Linked DNA regions of Homo sapiens: region 1 is linked to region 2. A link is a loop called in an ENCODE intact Hi-C map of the cell type or tissue named here. Cell type or tissue: heart left ventricle. All regions are shown on one strand. Links, peaks and the distances in the headings refer to the core of each region. The heading gives the core; the rest is flanking DNA. Region 1 overlaps PCNT (pericentrin). Region 2 overlaps PCNT (pericentrin).

What was found. Peaks named below come from ENCODE experiments on the same cell type or tissue, not always from the same donor. Only the 100,000 strongest peaks of a DNase experiment are listed, where the experiment ranks them.
Region 1: it touches region 2 in a loop (4-fold over the local background); 3 of 110 quality-filtered maps call a loop at or near these places.

What each region holds. Positions count from the first base shown.
Region 1 is chr21:46,419,006-46,427,034 of GRCh38, reverse strand. It overlaps PCNT (pericentrin), which reads right to left. Exons shown (of 47, transcript NM_006031.6): 32 at 4,911-5,065; 33 at 1,064-1,204. It also overlaps the pseudogene RPL18AP2. Among named protein-coding and RNA genes, the nearest start is that of DIP2A, 36 kb to the left of the region's middle. RefSeq lists enhancers at 1-68, 69-570, 4,184-4,689, 4,690-5,196, 5,197-5,703. In heart left ventricle, for the core only: no CTCF peak of the experiment used is centred there; DNase peaks (open chromatin) are centred at 514 and 1,234.
Region 2 is chr21:46,373,574-46,381,886 of GRCh38, reverse strand. It overlaps PCNT (pericentrin), which reads right to left. Exons shown (of 47, transcript NM_006031.6): 16 at 47-193. Among named protein-coding and RNA genes, the nearest start is that of PCNT, 54 kb to the right of the region's middle. RefSeq lists an enhancer at 2,329-3,109. In heart left ventricle, for the core only: no CTCF peak of the experiment used is centred there; no DNase peak of the experiment used is centred there; H3K27ac peaks cover 9 bases.

The DNA.
Region 1 (8,029 bases), core at 57-2,556, 48 kb before region 2:
TGAGCCTCCTGAATGCCAGCCAGGCTGCCGCTCGCACACAACCAGGGCCTGCTGGAGGGGCGAGCGGAGGCGGGTGGGGCTGACCCTCCCACCGGCTCTCCATGGCACCAGCACACCCTGTGCGTTCCAGGCACAGGGAGAAAGCCCTTCCCTCCCTCACAAAGCTTTGATCCCAGTCAGAGGCAGGCACAGGGGCAGGACAGGGTGGGCACGGAGATGGGAGGGAGCGTGATGGGAGTTGGCACCCACTCCACAACCTCCACAAGCCCTGGTGATGGAAGCAGACAGGCAGGGAGATGGGGAGGACTTGGGGAAAAGTGGGGTGCGGGGTCGACAGCACAGAGGTGAGGCCCTGAGGTCCAGTTGCTGGGGCTTGGGGTGTGGAGGGGGAGGTAGGAGAGACCCAAGGGGAGGAATGAGGCCGGAGGGCAAGTCACCCGAGTGGCAGGAGGAGAGGCCCTGGGGGACAAGTGCTGGAATGGGCCGAGTCCGCAGGGCCACATGGCCAGGAGGGACCACTCTCAGCCTCCCCGCAGGCTCACACAGGGCACAGGCCTGAAAGCCCTGAGCCCTTCTGCCCCCCACACACCTCCACGTCCCGCAGGGAACCTGCCCCGAGAGCCTGCGCTGGCTGTGGGAGATGGGAAGGCCTCCCCAGGGTTCTTGGACCTCAGTCTTTTTGGCCGTGCTAAAAAAAATCCTAGGCCAGGCACGGTGGCTCATGCCTGTAATCCCAGCACTTTGGGAGGCTGAGGCGGGTGGATCACAAGGTCTGGAGTTCAAGACCAGCCTAGCTAAGATGGTGAAAGCCCGTCTCTACTAAAAATACAAAAATTAGCTGGGCATGGTGGCATGCACCTGTAATCCCAGCTACTCGGGAGGCTGAGGCAGAGAACTGCTTGACCCGGGGTGGTGGAGGTTGCAGTGAGCCGAGTCTCAAAAAAAAAAAAAAAAAAAAAAAAAAAGAAAGAAATCCTAGTGTCCACGTGGCCCTAAGGACGCGGCCATTACCACAAGCTCCTTAAATCCTTTGGAAAAGAAGTGTGTGAAGGGCAAAATAAACCTGCGTCTTTCCCCCATGGAGCGAGATGTCCTGTATCTCGTCTTCCTTCCGGGGTGGGTGTGGCTCGCCGCTTGGGGGTGCAAGGCCTTCTGACAGCGCCAGGATCTGGTGGCTCTCGTCACGCACCATCTGCAGTAAAGCCTGTGGCGGGAAAGCGCGTCAGAAGGGAGTTGCCTGCCACCCCACACAGCCACGCTCTACACCACCTGCGGCCCCGAGCTGCCGCCAGGACTCTGTGAAGGGCGGGCAGCTGTGGAGAGGGAGGGCACCGCCTCGGCTTCGTACAGGCGGCACCCACTTCTCAAGCTACAAGGTTTTCAAGCCCACCTCTCCCGACCTTCAGAGAGACAACACGGAAGCCAGGCTTGGAGTGAATTTCTCTATAAGCCACTCCAAAGATGGCCCCGCCACTTCCTCCACTCCACCTGCTCCCTGAGGGGGACACCGTCCCCCGCCTAAGCCTGGACAAAGCTCAGGGCAGGGCTTTAGGCCAATGTCCACAGCGAGATCACAAACATATCACACACTCCCTGCCCACCTGGGACGCTACGAGAAGGCCACACGATGGCCACCCAGGAGGCCTCTGTGCGTGGTCCGGCTGAGGCCAGTGCCGACCACCAGCGTGGGGTGAAGCTGCCTGTGCTGGGCACGGGGAGCAGAGAAAACCATCCCCAGCAGGCCCTGCCCACAGGTCTGTGAACACGAGGCGGCTGCTTTATCCCACCGATTACGCAGCAGCTGGTGTCCGGACACACACTTGACTGTCTCGCCAGAGAGGCTGAGGGGTAAGCAGACGGCCCTATGGAGAAGCTGGTGTCACGACCAGCCTAGAGCCCAGAGCCCAGAGGCTCAGCGCGGTCACCACCACATGAGCACACACCCAAGCACAGGACACGTCTGCATAAAAACCTGAAGAGAAAAATAATCTAATAAAGTCCAAAAAGAGGGAAATGCAAAATGAGGCAATGATGAAGCCTACGACGGGTGTGACTGACTGAAAATAGGCTTTCCTGTAATTTTAACGATATGCCAAAAAAGGTCAAATATTAACACTAAAGTGTGAAACCAAATTGCACACTATGTTCATCTCTAACAACTGAAAACACTTTTACTTTAAACATAACGTATGTGGCACAGGATGGATGCAAACTGAGGTCTGCGGCAGAGCAGGGTGGGGTTGAGGGGAGCGGGGTGGTGCGGGGAGGAGCGGAGACGGGGGGAGCAAGGCCGTGGCTGGGGGAGCAGGGTTGGGGGGGGCGCAGTGGGAGCAGGGCCGGGGGAGCAGGGCGGCGGGCAGGCCCTGAAGCTGCTTGGCCCCTCTCTTCCAGCTGCAGAGGACAGGCCATTTCCTTCTTTTTAATATGCTTTTCTAGATTCTGTATAGAGGAGAAAATGCATTTTAAAAAACATCTCTTACAAAGAAGAGATGCAGAGGCCCTGGGCCACAGCTTCCCGCCAGGTGACACGGGGCCCTTGCAGGTGGGTTCCCGTGAGGCCGGGAAGTGGGGCAGAGACCAGTGGGTACCTTAGAACATGGCCTGTGAGGCAGCCTGGGGGGTCCCACAGACACAATCACTAGGGCTGAGAAGGTTCTGCCATCTCCACACTCAGGACCAGGCGGCTCTGCCTGTCAGCAGTGGTGGTGGTGGCAGCGGCGGAGGCAGGGGAGTCCTCATTTCCTGAGCTCCAGCACCTACCCTGCCCACTTATGGCTCAATTCCAGGCACGGCCAGAGGTGGCCAAGAGTGGCCGGGGCCCCACCCGTGCTCAGGACCTCTCAGCCTCCTCAGCATAGGGACCACAGGGGCTATTAGAGCGTCGACCACACTCTTGGCGTCTGTGGCTGCATCTGAGCAGTGGGTGTCCCCCACGCGCCTGGAGCCACCTCCAAGTGGGGCAAGCACCCAGCTCCACTCAGTTCCCCACTGCGGCGTCAGTGTGGGCACAACCCCAGGGCTCCACACTCTAAAACACAGGCCAGAAATTAAGACAATAAAGGAAAACCCTGAGTTTGAAACAGTCTGAGACATCCATGAAAAAAACTCCTTGTGATTTTCAACTGGACTTGGGACCTTTCAAAGCTGGAGGTGCTCCCTGGACAGCAGTTCCTCCTCTTCCTCCTCCTCCCCTCTCCCCTCCCCCTCCCCCTCCTCCCCTCCCACTCCCCCTTCTCTTCCTCCTCCCCTCCCCCTCCTCATCCCCCTCCCTTCTCTTCCTCCTCCTCCCCTCTTCCCCTCCCCCTCCCCTTCTCTTCCTCCTCCTCTCCCCCTCCTCCTCTGCTTCGCAGCTGCTGCCTCAAGGGCTACAGGAGGCCTTTCCTGCCTTTTGTGCTTTTCTTTTTAAATTATGAAACCTAAGTATGAAGAGTTAACATTAATCAAATTTATTCCTTAAAAATCAGGAATTCTAATATTAGGTTGTTTTCCATAGGAAACACTAACAGAAACATCTCCTTGACGTTTTATATTGTATAAAAATTTGAGGCCAGGCGCTGTGGCTCACACTGTAATCCCAGCACCTTGGGAGGCTGAGGTGGGCAGATTACTTGAGCTCAGGAGCTCAAGACCAGCCTGGGTAACATGGCAACACTCCATCTTTACAGAAAATACAAAAATTAGCTGGGTGTGGTGGCTCACGCCTGTAATCCAAGCTGCTTGGGAGGCTGAGGTGGGAGGATCGTTTGAGCCCAGGAGGCAGAGGTTGCAGTGAGCTGTGACTGCACTGCTGGGTGACAGAGTGAGACTCTGTCTCACCAAAAAAAAAAAAAGGAAATGCAAAGAAGATATAAAAAACTGATTAAAAAAAAAATCTCCAATTTCCATGTTTAAGAAAGTAAAATAAGTTTTTTTATTTTAATGAAAAAAAGAGGTTTAACTGACTCAGTTCTGACAGAGAGGGGTCTTACTATGTTGCCCAGGCTGGTCTTGAACTCCTGGGCTCCAACGATCCTCCTGTCTCAGCCTCCCGAAGTGCTGGGATCATAGGCATGAGCCACCGTGCCCAGCCAAATAAAGTAAAACAAGTTTTATTCTGAATGCAGTAAGTCCTCACTTAACGTCATGGATGGGTTTTGGAAACCGCGACTTTTAAACGCATGTAACAAAGGCACCCTCAGGGCCCTCTGAGACAACGGGAGCTGCGGCCAGCAGCACAGGAGTGTCCTTCCTACAAGGTCAGTTTCCAGGAACCTCGGGGCAACGCTAAGTGAGGACTTACTGCGCAGTCTCAGAAGAGGTTTCACTGATGTGAAGACTGTTTTGTTTGGGAATATGTTTACCACTTGACTAAGCTCCTGTAGTGGCATCATTCTATCACTCACTTGTTTAGCCAAGTTTTTGTCAATGGTTTTGCCATAAAATGATCTGCTAAACTGGGAGAGGAAAGAAAACCTATGAAAAGTTCCACAAAATTCTGCCTTCAAGGTTGATTCCAAGGAGGCTGAGTGGCTTCTCTCCCATCGTCTGAAGAGAACTCGGCTCAGTCCTAGAGCACTGCGGCGTCTGGTGCCTCGGCTTCTCTACAGGGCACAGGCAGGAGGGAGGCACAGGCGGGAGAGAGGCACAGGCCGGCTCTGCGACTCGGGGCAACACCACCTGCCCACGGGCTCACAGGACCCTCCCTGCCCAGATGGGAGGCGGCCACCTAAGGGGCCAGTGCAGGGCTGGGTGGGCGGCTTCCGGGGCCACCGTGGGGCTGCCTCCCGTGAGTCATTAAAATGCAGGTGCTCAGAGGCACCCAGGAAAAGCTGGCCCTCCAAGGCTCTCCCCGGCAAGGCAGGACACAGGGCTTGGGGGATGCCCCGAGGCTGCACATGTGAAGCTGTGAGGGCCGCCCCTGCCAGCCATACCTTCACGTGCTTCGGACGCACTTCCTTCTCCTTCATGGCTTCCGGCAGCGGCTGAAACCTTCCAGAGATGGAAGCAGGGGTCACAGGACCAGCAGTTTGAGCCTCAGGGCCTCCTGACCCCGGGCTCAGTCTTGCTCCAAAACCCGAGCCGTCACCTAAAAACACCACAGGGTCAGGGTCCCACCCACAGCTCTCCAGGGGGTTCCCCAGGGGACGCACTGCAGAGGCAGGACAGGGGTGATCGGCCCGCAGTCCCCAGCGACAACCACACCGTGATTCTGCTCACGGAGAAAACACTGATGGCCCCAAAAATGCTTCATAAAAACATAACCCTGGTGAGAAAGACGCACGTCAAGTAAGAAAACGCAACTTCACAGGTTGAGAACATCACCTGAGTCCCTGATTCCAGCGCCAATCTTAGGGGACCTCTGCTCACTTCTCCAGACGTGGCCCCCAAAGACTCCACAAAACCCAGATGGCCTGGGCAAGCTCAAGAGCAGCGGGACGTGCGGGGCCTGCACCCTCCACGCCAGCCACGGAGATAAGGCAGGCAGCGGACGGGCATCCAATGACTGCTCAGGAAACGCTGACCGTGCCTGCCATGGGGTCCCTGCGGTGCAGCTCCTGTGTCAGGTGGGCATGGGGTCTCAAGGAGGAAAATTCAAAACCTCCCAGGGCCCTGGTCCATCCCAGAGACCTGCAGCTGCGCCAGCCCACAGGGAGGGGGGCGCTTTGGAAACTGAGGCAGGATCGTGTAAGGGACACGAGACCCAGACGAGGAGGAGGCGCCCTGGAAAAAGGGTGTTAGACTTCAAAACAGGAGGATGAGGATGCCAGCGAGACGGGGCCCCCGTGTGGACAAAGCTCCCTGGGGAGCGGAGGCTGCAGCACTTGGGCACCTGGGGGATGATGCCCCGGCACAGCCTGCTGAGCAGAGGGCACACTGGGGAGGAGTAGAGGCCAACGATGCAGGCAGAGTACAACCTCAGAGGATGACGATGACCCCCTCAGAGAAATAACGGGCACGTCATTCACAAAATGAACCAACAAAGTGCTTTTTGTGAGTGGCGGCAAGTGCCGAGAGAGCAGCATGAAGGCCTCAGGAGCAGTGCAAGGGTGCAGGGTGCTGGGTTGCTGCCTGTACCCCTCAAAATGCCTCAGGCCACCCACCGCCTGCAAATCTTTGTGTCTAATAATGGTGCCAAGTCCTACTTCTGCCCTGTGTATCTCAGCTAAAGATGACAACGAAGAAATCTTTGGGGAAATCATCTACTTCAGGTGTTTGAGAAATCTCTGAGGGTGAAGGATGTTGCATCTGCCTGAGCTGCGGCTCCCACAGCGTGTACCAGGAACTCTGGGATGTGACTGCTGCGGACACTGTCACCCAGTGCCACCGAGACATGGGTGCCCAGCACCATGCCCCAGCCCACTCCATCCAGAGGAGATCACAGCCAGCAGGTGCCGCCAGCGGGTGGTCAGAGCTCCACAAGTCCAAGACCACATTCCCCATTGTCCCACTGGACCCTGTGCCTTCAGCACAAACCATGCTTCACCTCGGAGCCCAACACCTTCCTTCAGGTGCAGGGACCTCTCACCTGGCTGTGCCCAAAATAAACTCAAGAACGCCCTCCAAAAAAGAAAGAAACCAAGGAGCTAAAGCTAAAGGAGAGAGGAACAGTTAGGATAAGAAAGATTTCTGAGAAATTTAAAATATGAGCACAGAAACAGAACACTCAGCACAAATGTTGAAAAATAAAGTTCTAAAGAAAACCTCTTAGAAATGAGAACAAAAATAAAAGAAGTAGAAATAAGGAAAGAAAATTTGACAATCAATCTTGGAGGCCTGATATAGTTGAATAACAGGAATTACAAAAAGAAGAGAGAAAATCATAGGATACGTGAATGGAGGAAGGACGAACGAGGAGGAAATCCTCCACCCCGACCGCGCAGGCCTCCAAGGTCGCGTGTCACTGGAGGGCGCAGGCACAGAGGCGGCGGACACCCTGACCGCGCAGGCCCCTCAAAGGTTGTGCGTCACTGGAGGGCGCGGGCACAGAGGCAGTGGACAGGCACGCGATACCTTCCAACCCAAGTGTCTGCACCCAGCCAACCAACCGACAACCACCAGGGAGACGAGGAAGTTCTCAAAAACAAGCACCTACCAGACACCTTTTCTACAGAGGCTTCTGGGGACATGTTTCCTTAAAAAAGAGGGGGCTGGCCAGGCGCAGTGGCTCATGCCTGTAATCCCAGCACTTTGGGAGGCTAAGGTGGGAGGATGACTTGAGTACGGGAGGTGGAGGCTGCAGTGAGTCGAGACTACGCCACTGCACTCCAGCCTGCGTGAGAGAGCAAGACCCTGTCTCGGTAAATAAGAGACCGTTGAGGAGGGGCAAGGGGCCGCCTGGGAGCCCCTGAGAGTTGTTGGGGAAGCACCTGCTGTGCTTGGAAGGCTTGGATGACATTCACCTGGACACTGTGTGCGAGGACAGCAGTGAAGCACACAGGAGAAACTGAGCCAAGAAAAACAAAAGTGGCTCGAGGGGGACGCACGCTCCCAGCGGCTCTGCTGGAACACGGGGCGCGTCCTTTAAGGGCAAACCTTGGCTGTGACAGCACAGGGCGTGCAGACTGCACCTCGTGTAGCAAGGGGCGTGTGGCGAGGGGCTAGGAGGGCTGAAGATGCCACTTTAAACAGCAAATAGAGTTTGAAAATAAAGCAAATACGAGAAGACATTTCTGAGAGTTGAATGTGGCATCCCCAGGGAGCTGCAGTCCTGAGTGGGGAGCTGGGACACAGGCTGCTCAGGAAACGGTCCCCTCAGCACCCATAACTGTCACCCTGCGTGCTCACTATTCATCAAATAAATAAAAACAAAATTAAAAAGCTGCTGGCCCTACTCTGCAAATACTAAAATTTCTAATTAAATTGTGACCATGTTCTCAAAAAACACTAAATCGCTGAAAAATCCAACAGATTTTTTAAAAAGTTAGAGCACCTCAAAAGGTGACTGACTTGTAAAAAGACAACAATTATAGAAAAAGTTATGAAATGAAAAAAAGGACGGTGTGGCAGGTAACCGCCACAACAACTGATGCGGGCCAGGGCAACCAAGGGA
Region 2 (8,313 bases), core at 2,899-5,398:
TATGCTATACACGTCTTATCACAAGGGAACAGCGTATTCCACACACCTGCTGGACTTGGTGATTCTTCTTTTGAAGCTGCAGAGACAAAGACTCTTTCTCCTCTTGGTGAAAAGGCTGTGCCTGTGCACTCTGAAGCCGAAGTGTCTCCTCTTTTTCATGCAAAGCAGTTTTCTTTTCACTTCCAAATTCACCCTGTACACATCAATAACAATAAAAAATACCAGTAAGCTAGAAAAATACTTTCTTTGCTGTTAGCCGGAATTCAGCACATTCAGCAGATATGCATGGAGCCCCCACTCTGCACCAAGAGCCGGGATGAGCCAGACCACAGCCCCCATCAAAGAAAACATGGGTTCAAGGACTTCACTGGGAACACAAAGTCCTGGTTTCGGGGATAAAACACTTAAGGAGACACAAGTTCGCACTGGTGACAGCTGCGTGTCATAAGCAACTGCTCACTACCATTCCCAAATGGCTCCTGTAACATCTTTAAGAGTCACACTAAGAAGTTCACCATCAAGGAATTACAGCCATGAAAACCCAAGATATTTGGAAACCTAGGTTCCTTCCCTTTTAAAAGATTAAACCTTCTTTCTAAATAACAAAACCTTTTAAATAAGGTTCAATAGATGAATTCTATACACACACACACACACACACACACACACACACACACACACACACACACAGAGATTTTTTTTTTTTTTTTTTGGAAGGACTCTTCTCTGTCACCCAGGCTGGAATGCAGTGGTGTGATCTCAGCTCACTACAACCTCTGTCTCCCAGGTTCACGGGATTCTCTTGCCTCAGTCTCCCGAGTAGCTGGGATTATAGGCGCCTGCCACCACACTCAACTAATTTTTGTAATTTTTCTTTTAGTAGAGATAGGGTTTCTACCAAAACCTGTTGGCCAGGCTAGTCTGAAACTCCTGACCTCAAGTGATCCACCCACACTGGCCTCCAAAAGTGCTGGGATTACAGGTGTGAGCCACTGCACCCGGCCAATTAAATTAATGAAATAAGCTTATTTTTTTAAACTTCCAGAGGTAGCACTTCTAGAATGGCAAAGTAAGGACCTCCAAAATCTGTTCCTCTATAAAAGAAAAAGTGGTAAAAACCATCAAAACCAGTGTTTTCAGAGCTGTGGAAATCTGGTCAGGTTTGCAATCATCCGAAGAGTGTTTATGGAAAACACAGGCTGAGTGTCCATAAGAACAAACTTCAGGTGCTTAACTTTGCCCTGACTCCATATCTCCTCTCCAATCTAACAGCCCTGAAAACCAGTAGCTGCTGGGGTGGGGTGGGGGACAGAATGGATTTGGAGCACCCCAAAATTTCCATGCACAACTGCCCGAGCCCACCTGCCGGGCACCTTGCTGCCGTGACTGGGTCAGAGCTCTCGGTGTCAAAAATTCTACCCAGGGTTGGCCGGGCGCGGTGGCTCACGCCTGTAATCCCAGCACTTTGGGAAGTCAAGGCGGGCAGATCACAAGGTCAGGAGATCGAGACCATCCTGGCTAACATGGTGAAACCCCATCTCTACTAAAAATACAAAAATTAGCTGGGTGTGGTGGTGGGCACCTGTAGTCCCACCTACTCGGGAGTCTGAGGCAGGAGAATGGTGTGAACCTGGGAGGCAGAGCTTGCAGTGAGCCTAGATTGCGCCACTGCACTCTAGCCTGGGCGACAGAGACTCTGTCTCAAAAAAAAAAAAAAAAAAAAAAAAAAAAAAAAAAAAAATCTACCCCAGGGCACCGGTTGGAAACAGTCAGTGTCAAGTGTTTAATAGCCGCACTGCCCACAGTAGAGAAACCAGTTGGGACTAATAAGGGACTGCCAGAAAAACAAAAGAAAACACTTGAGAATGCGATGTCCACAGGGGCCTCTGGAAAGCTCTGACATCTTCTGGGACTCTACAAGGTGTGAACACGTGCAGGGCTGTGCCCACGCTGGAAAGGCCCAAGAGGTCCTGGGCCGGCTGCAGTGACCATGTGGCTTGGCACAGCAGGGGTGAAGGCCAGGGCCAGGCTGTCCACCGCCCGCCAGAGCCCTGAGGGCACAATGCACGCAGGGCCCTCAGCAGAGAGAAAGACTGAAATAGAGCTCCCTTGACATCTGGAGCTGAAAAATACAATCACAGAAAAAAAAATTCACTAGAGAGGGGTTCGGCAGCAGACTCGAGCAGGCAGAAGACAGAATTCACACGCTGGAAGATAGGTCAATTAAGACGATCCAGTCAGGGAACAGAAAGAAACATGAAGAAAACTCAGCAGTCTCCAAGGCCTGTGGGGCACCCTCAAGCCAGACAGAGGGAGAGAAAAGGGCAGAGGAACCCTTGAAGACACGACGGCCAAAAACCTCCCAAATTTGATGAAAATAACAATAATAATAAAAATAATAATCCCCACATACAAGCTCAATGAACTCCAAGTAGGACAAACTGACAGAGACCCACACTTCACCCATCACAGCCAAACCTCAGCAGGGTTCAGGACAAAGCTTGAGGCCAGCCAGTGCACAGCAGGTATATGGGTGCCGCTCAAGACACGTAGCCCCAGGAAGATGGGTGCGGCTCACGACACGCGGCCCGGGAAGACGGGCGCGGCTCACGACACGCAGCCCAGGAAGACGGGCGCAGCTCACGACACGCAGCCCCGGATGACAGGGGAGGCAGCGGAGAGCCCACGCAGCACTGAAGGAAAAGCCTGGATCTTGAAGTCCACATCCAGGAAATGATCTCTCAAGGATGAAGGAGAAATTAAGACATTCCCACAAAAACAAAAGCTAAGAGGATTCATCACTAGCAGACCTGTCCTTCAAGAAATCCCAGAGGAAGTCCTTCGGGCTGAAACATAAGGCACCAGACCTGAATTTCCAGGAAGAAACGAGCAGCAGTAGTGCAGGTAACGACACAGAGAAAACAGGAGACAAAACAACATGGCTTTTGTTTACAATTCTTCTTCCTCCTGGTTTAAAAGACACGTGCATAAAGTAACGAGCACAAAAAGATAGAAAGATGTGGTTGGTACGACAATATGAGCACAAAGGGCAGACGAGGGAATGATGCTACATTAGCAAATGGTTTTGTAAACTTTTAAAATTAAGTTGGTATTAATCCAAACCAGATTGTTAGAAGGTGCTTGCTGTAACGCTCAGGGCAAGCGCTAAGAAAATAACTCAATATATATCAGTCCCCTTTGTCTGCGGTTTCAGTTACTTGTGTTCAACGTCATTTTGAAAATATCGTATGAAAAATTCCAGAAGTAAACAACTCTTATGAGTGTTAAACTGCCTGCCCCCAAGCTGAACGGTGTGAGGAAATCTCGCAGGCCAGGCCGGGGGTCATCCTTCTGTCCGGCGTTATCCACGTGGCAAGCACTACCTGCCCACACGCAGGCATCTCGGTGATCAGACCAACTGTCACAGCATCACAGTGCCTGTGTTCAAGTCACCTTTACTTCATTTAATAACGGCCCCAAAGCGCAAGAGAGGCCGTTCAATTGCAATGCTGCAATTCAGACGTGCCAGAGACACCATAGAGTGATGCCTTTCAGTTAAAAGTTGATGACGGAGCAATTCAGATATGCCAGAGACACCACAGGGTGATTCCTTTAAGGTAAAAGTTGATGACAGGTATGTATAGACAAAAACAGCATATAAGGGGTTCAGAACCATTCACGATTTCAGGCACCCACTGGGGGTCTTGGAATGCATCCCCTGTGGGTAAGGGGCGACCACCGTATGGTAAAGGAAACATCAAGGAAATTAAAGTGAAAAAAGGCAGTAATGGAGGAATACAGAACAAAAAGGGCATAAGATATGCAGAAAACACATACCAAGCAAGTATTGACACATGCTACAACGTGCGCCAACCTGGGAAACACACAAAGTGAAAGCCGCGGACACCGAGGGCACACGCTGAGTCTATGTACGTAGGACGCCCACAGGTACGGCAAGCAGACGGCACATCACCAGGCATGGGGGAGAAGGGAGAATGGGGAGTTTCTTGTTTTCTTCCTTAATTTTCATTGATTATCTTTTGAGACAACGTTTTGCTGTCATGCAGCCTGGAGTGCAGTGGTGCGATGTCAGCTTGCTACAGCTTCAACCTTCTGGGCTCCAGTGGTCCTCCCACCTCAGCCTCTGAGTAGCTGGAACTATATGGGCACGCCAACATGCCAGGCTAATTTTTTTATTTTTAGTATTTTTTTATTTTTGGTCTTGAACTCCTGGGCTCCAGCAATCCTCCTGCCTCAGCCTCCCAAGGTGCTGGGACTATAGGCACGAGCCACTGGGGGTTTCTTTTTGAGGTGATGAAATATTTTAGAATAAACTTTTCTCAGCTCTAAGATAAGTGATGACAGATTCTTGGTAGAAAAGGTGTGTTACACAGCAGATTTAAATATAAAAAGGCCTGACAAAAGTTGCCTAGAAAAAGCTCAGTTTTAAGACAATGAAATTATTTTGTGTTTTGACTTGGCATGTGAAAAGGTAACTGATAAAGTAAGTTTTTTGTATCTACTTAGCAGGCAGGAAAGGACAGCACGAAGCCCATGTCCTCAGCAGTGGGACCTGCTGCTCCGGGACCTGCTGCTCCAGAACATCTGGGGTGGATTGCCGGCTCCCGCTCCCTGCCCAGCACGGCCAGGAGGGCTGAGGGCTGGGGCTCCACCAGCTTCAGGAGGAGGAAGACGTCAACAATGAGTGAGTGCCTTTTCTGAAGTAACTGGGGCAACAGTTTCAATAAACACATGGAAGCCCTGACACCAGAAATGACCTTTATTCTCTACCTTTTTTTGTGTGATAAGCCATGGGGAGGAAAAGGATAAAGGATCGGGTGCCCCCCGCGCCGGCCTGGAACTTGCTGAGGTGCCAGGTGGGCTGTGCATCTGCATCTTAGTCACAGGGACCAGAAACGGGTTCGCACGGCACAACACTGAAGTCACTCGCAAGGTCTCAAGGCCATTTGGAATGTGAGTACAGTTCACTTTAATCAACTTTCTCTCCTGGATTTGATTTAGTTCCATCTGTTTGAAAGGAAGGACTTAAGATTAACTTCTGAGCTGTGCACACTACAAAGTTTCCAAAGAACTTTAATTACCTTGCTGATACCCCAACCATCAGCAGTGCGTCTCCTGGGGGACAGACGCATTGATCCGGACCAACAGCCAGGGAGGGGGCAGCGGGCCAGGAGTAAGAGGTCCAAACAGGGATGCTGGTTCAGTGTACACCAACCACAAAACGCTGGTGAATTCAAGAACAAAACCCCAAATGCCAATGCACCCGGCAGGACAGAGGCCAAGGGACTGGGAAAACAGGAAAATTAATCCTCAAGACCAGGCGCCACCATGGTGCCCACAACAGCTCATGCTCAGACACAGTGGACGGGCTCCTCAGGCCCAGCCAGGCACAGATCAGGCGCTTCCCTCCTGGCATCCACAGCGTCAGCCTGTGGGGCCCGAGGGCAAACCTCTGCGCTCCCGGTGCCCAGCAAAGGATGTGGCAAGAGTCCAAGGCTGAAATCAGTGGTCCTTTGAACATCTTTCTGAGCCACAGACTACTTACTCTCTTTGGACAAAAATCTCTCATAGAGGCCTACCGTGTAACAATGAGAAAATCAAACTTCTGTTTGAGGCCAACACGGGAGCCCAAGAACATTGGACACCCCCAGAGCCTGCGGAGCCTGGCCTAAGCTCCAGGCGTCCCAAACTACGCCCCACTCAGGAGCACAGCTGGTGCCACGCTCTAGCCCCGCGGCCTCCGGGATCCCAGAGTCACACACTGCAGACGGAGAGGGTAGAGGGCAGGCTCCACAGAGAACCCCAGCCAGGGAGTGCCAACACTGCACGCAGCCCACCAGGACGCCCGGGCATGGCAGACAGAGGTGGCGCTCCCTCCACCCACTGGCAGCTGGAAGCTCCATGTGTGCAGTCTTGACCTTCGCTTTGTTTCAAGGCACAGCACCACCCGCAGGTACCGCCTCGCACCCAGGGGAGCCACCCTAACTGTCCACGCTTGGCCCTGTCCTGCCTGCACACTCTCAGGCCTTCGGCAGACCTGCAGAGGACGTAGGAGGTGGTGGAGGCCAAATGAGGCGGCTCCCCGCGGGGGGACAGCCCCCAGGAGACGTCGGGCAGGGCTGGGCAGGTCACAGGCATGCAGGCCCAGCAGTGAGACGGCCAGTGCCCCACATGTGATCCCTCAGGCCCAGGGCCTCGGCTCGGCCACAATGTCGAGCAGAAGCGTGCGTCCTCAGCCACCCCCTCAATCTGACCGGGCCGGCTCAAAGGAGATTTTCTTCCTGCAACCCCCTGGCAGAGGCTCTAGCCTGGAATAAAACTCTTTAAATTGACCATGTTCTTCTAAGCTGTGAGGTCAGTATCAAAAAAGACGTTTCAAAAAAAGTTATTTTCAGGTTTTTCTAAAATCCACACAATTATAGAAAAATATCACATATGTTTTAATCATAAGTAAGTGGCATGCACAGAGAATACCAATGTCAGAAGGCAAAGACATTCAATTGAGAACGCATTTAGGACATTCAAATGCTATCTAAACCAACGTTAATATTATCTTAATATTAAAATAATTAACCTATGAATAGATTTGGGTTTTCAATCCGAGAAAAGATGACACCGCCTTGAGCATCCCACACCGGCCGCATGCGATTCACTTCTGCACTCAGCTCTGCGTCGTGTTACCAGCACAGGCGGGGCAGGGCAGGGCAGGGGAATCTTATGGGATACATACTTCTATCAAAAAGAAATCAAGCTTACGTTTTCAGAGGACTTTCCTCACAACCAAACTCTCAAGGGCGGTATCCCGGAAAGTAATCCAATCACCCCACAAGTGTAGGTCAAGTCACACTGCTGACAAGTGACTGCTGTTCCAACAGGTGCAAAGATATTTGAGGCTCAGATAAAGCATCGCCGCGGGGAAGAACAGGACATCCCAGCTATTCTGGGACAATGACCCAAAACACTCCCGTCAGGGCTTGGCAGGGCTCTGTGTAACTTTTTTTTTTTTTTTTTTTTTTGAGACGAAGTTTTGCTCTTGTTGCCCAGGCTGGAGTGCAACGGCACGATCTTGGCTCACCACAACCTCCACCTCCCAGGTTCAAGCGATTCTCTTGCCTCAGCCTCCCGAGTAGCTGGGATTACAGGTATGTGCCACCATGGCTGGCTAGTTTTGTATTTTTAGTAAAGACAGGGTTTCTCTGTGTTGGTCAGGCTGGTCTCGAACTCCCAACCTCAGGTGATGCACCCGCCTCGGCCTCCCAAAGTGCTGGGATTACAGGCGTGAGCCACTGCAGCCAGCTTGTGTTATGTCTTTTCACGGTGTAAAGCCTGAGGAAAGACCAGGAGACCAGGAGAGGAGTGGCCACCATACAAGAAGCATTCTCACCAATCACAGGCCTGTGGATCTACCAACACGCTTGCAGGAACGAGGGAACAGTGACCAGCATCACAGGAACAAATAGATCCTGATGTGAGCCAGCCAGAAGAGACTGGCACGTGGGCTGGGCTTGTGATGAAATGCAGGGATCGCTGTGGATGTTTTAGGTGAGAATGGATCATGGTTATGCTGTATTGGGGGAAAACACCTCACTCGCAGACACATGGTGTCTTGGATTTGCTTCTAAACAATCAGGAGGAGAGGGGGACTGATGTATTGAACGTGCACCCCACTAACCAGCGGGACCGGGGGCTTGCTGAGTTATTCTATTCCTGCAAATGCTGCCCTCTGCCCCAAAAAACATAATATAAAATAAAGAGTACATCCCACCTCCCCACAGCCCAATTGTTTTCTTCTGTGAAATCAGCTACACCAAAACAATCACATAAAAGAGTATCTGAGCGGCCGGGCGCAGTGGCTCACGCCTGTAATCCCAGCACTTTGGGAGGCCAAGACGGACAGATCACAAGGTCAGGAGTTCGAGACCAGCCTGGCCAACATGGTGAAACGCTGTTTCTACTGAAAATATAAAAATTAGCCAGGCGTGGTGGTATGTGCCTGTAATCCCAGCTACTCAGGAGGCTGAGGCAGGAAAATCGCTTGAACCCGGGGGGCGGAGGTTGCAGTGAGCCAAGATCATGCCACTGCACTCCAGCCTGGCGACAGAGCGAGACTCCGCCCAAAAAAAAAAAAAAAAAAAAGCTAAGGCTGGGCGCGGTGGCTCACATCTGTAATCCCAGCACTTAGGGAGGGTGAGGCGGACGGATCACGAGGTCAAGAGATCAGACCACCCTGGGCAACATGGTGAAACCCCATCTCTACTAAAAATACAAATATTAGGCATGGTGGCGCATGCC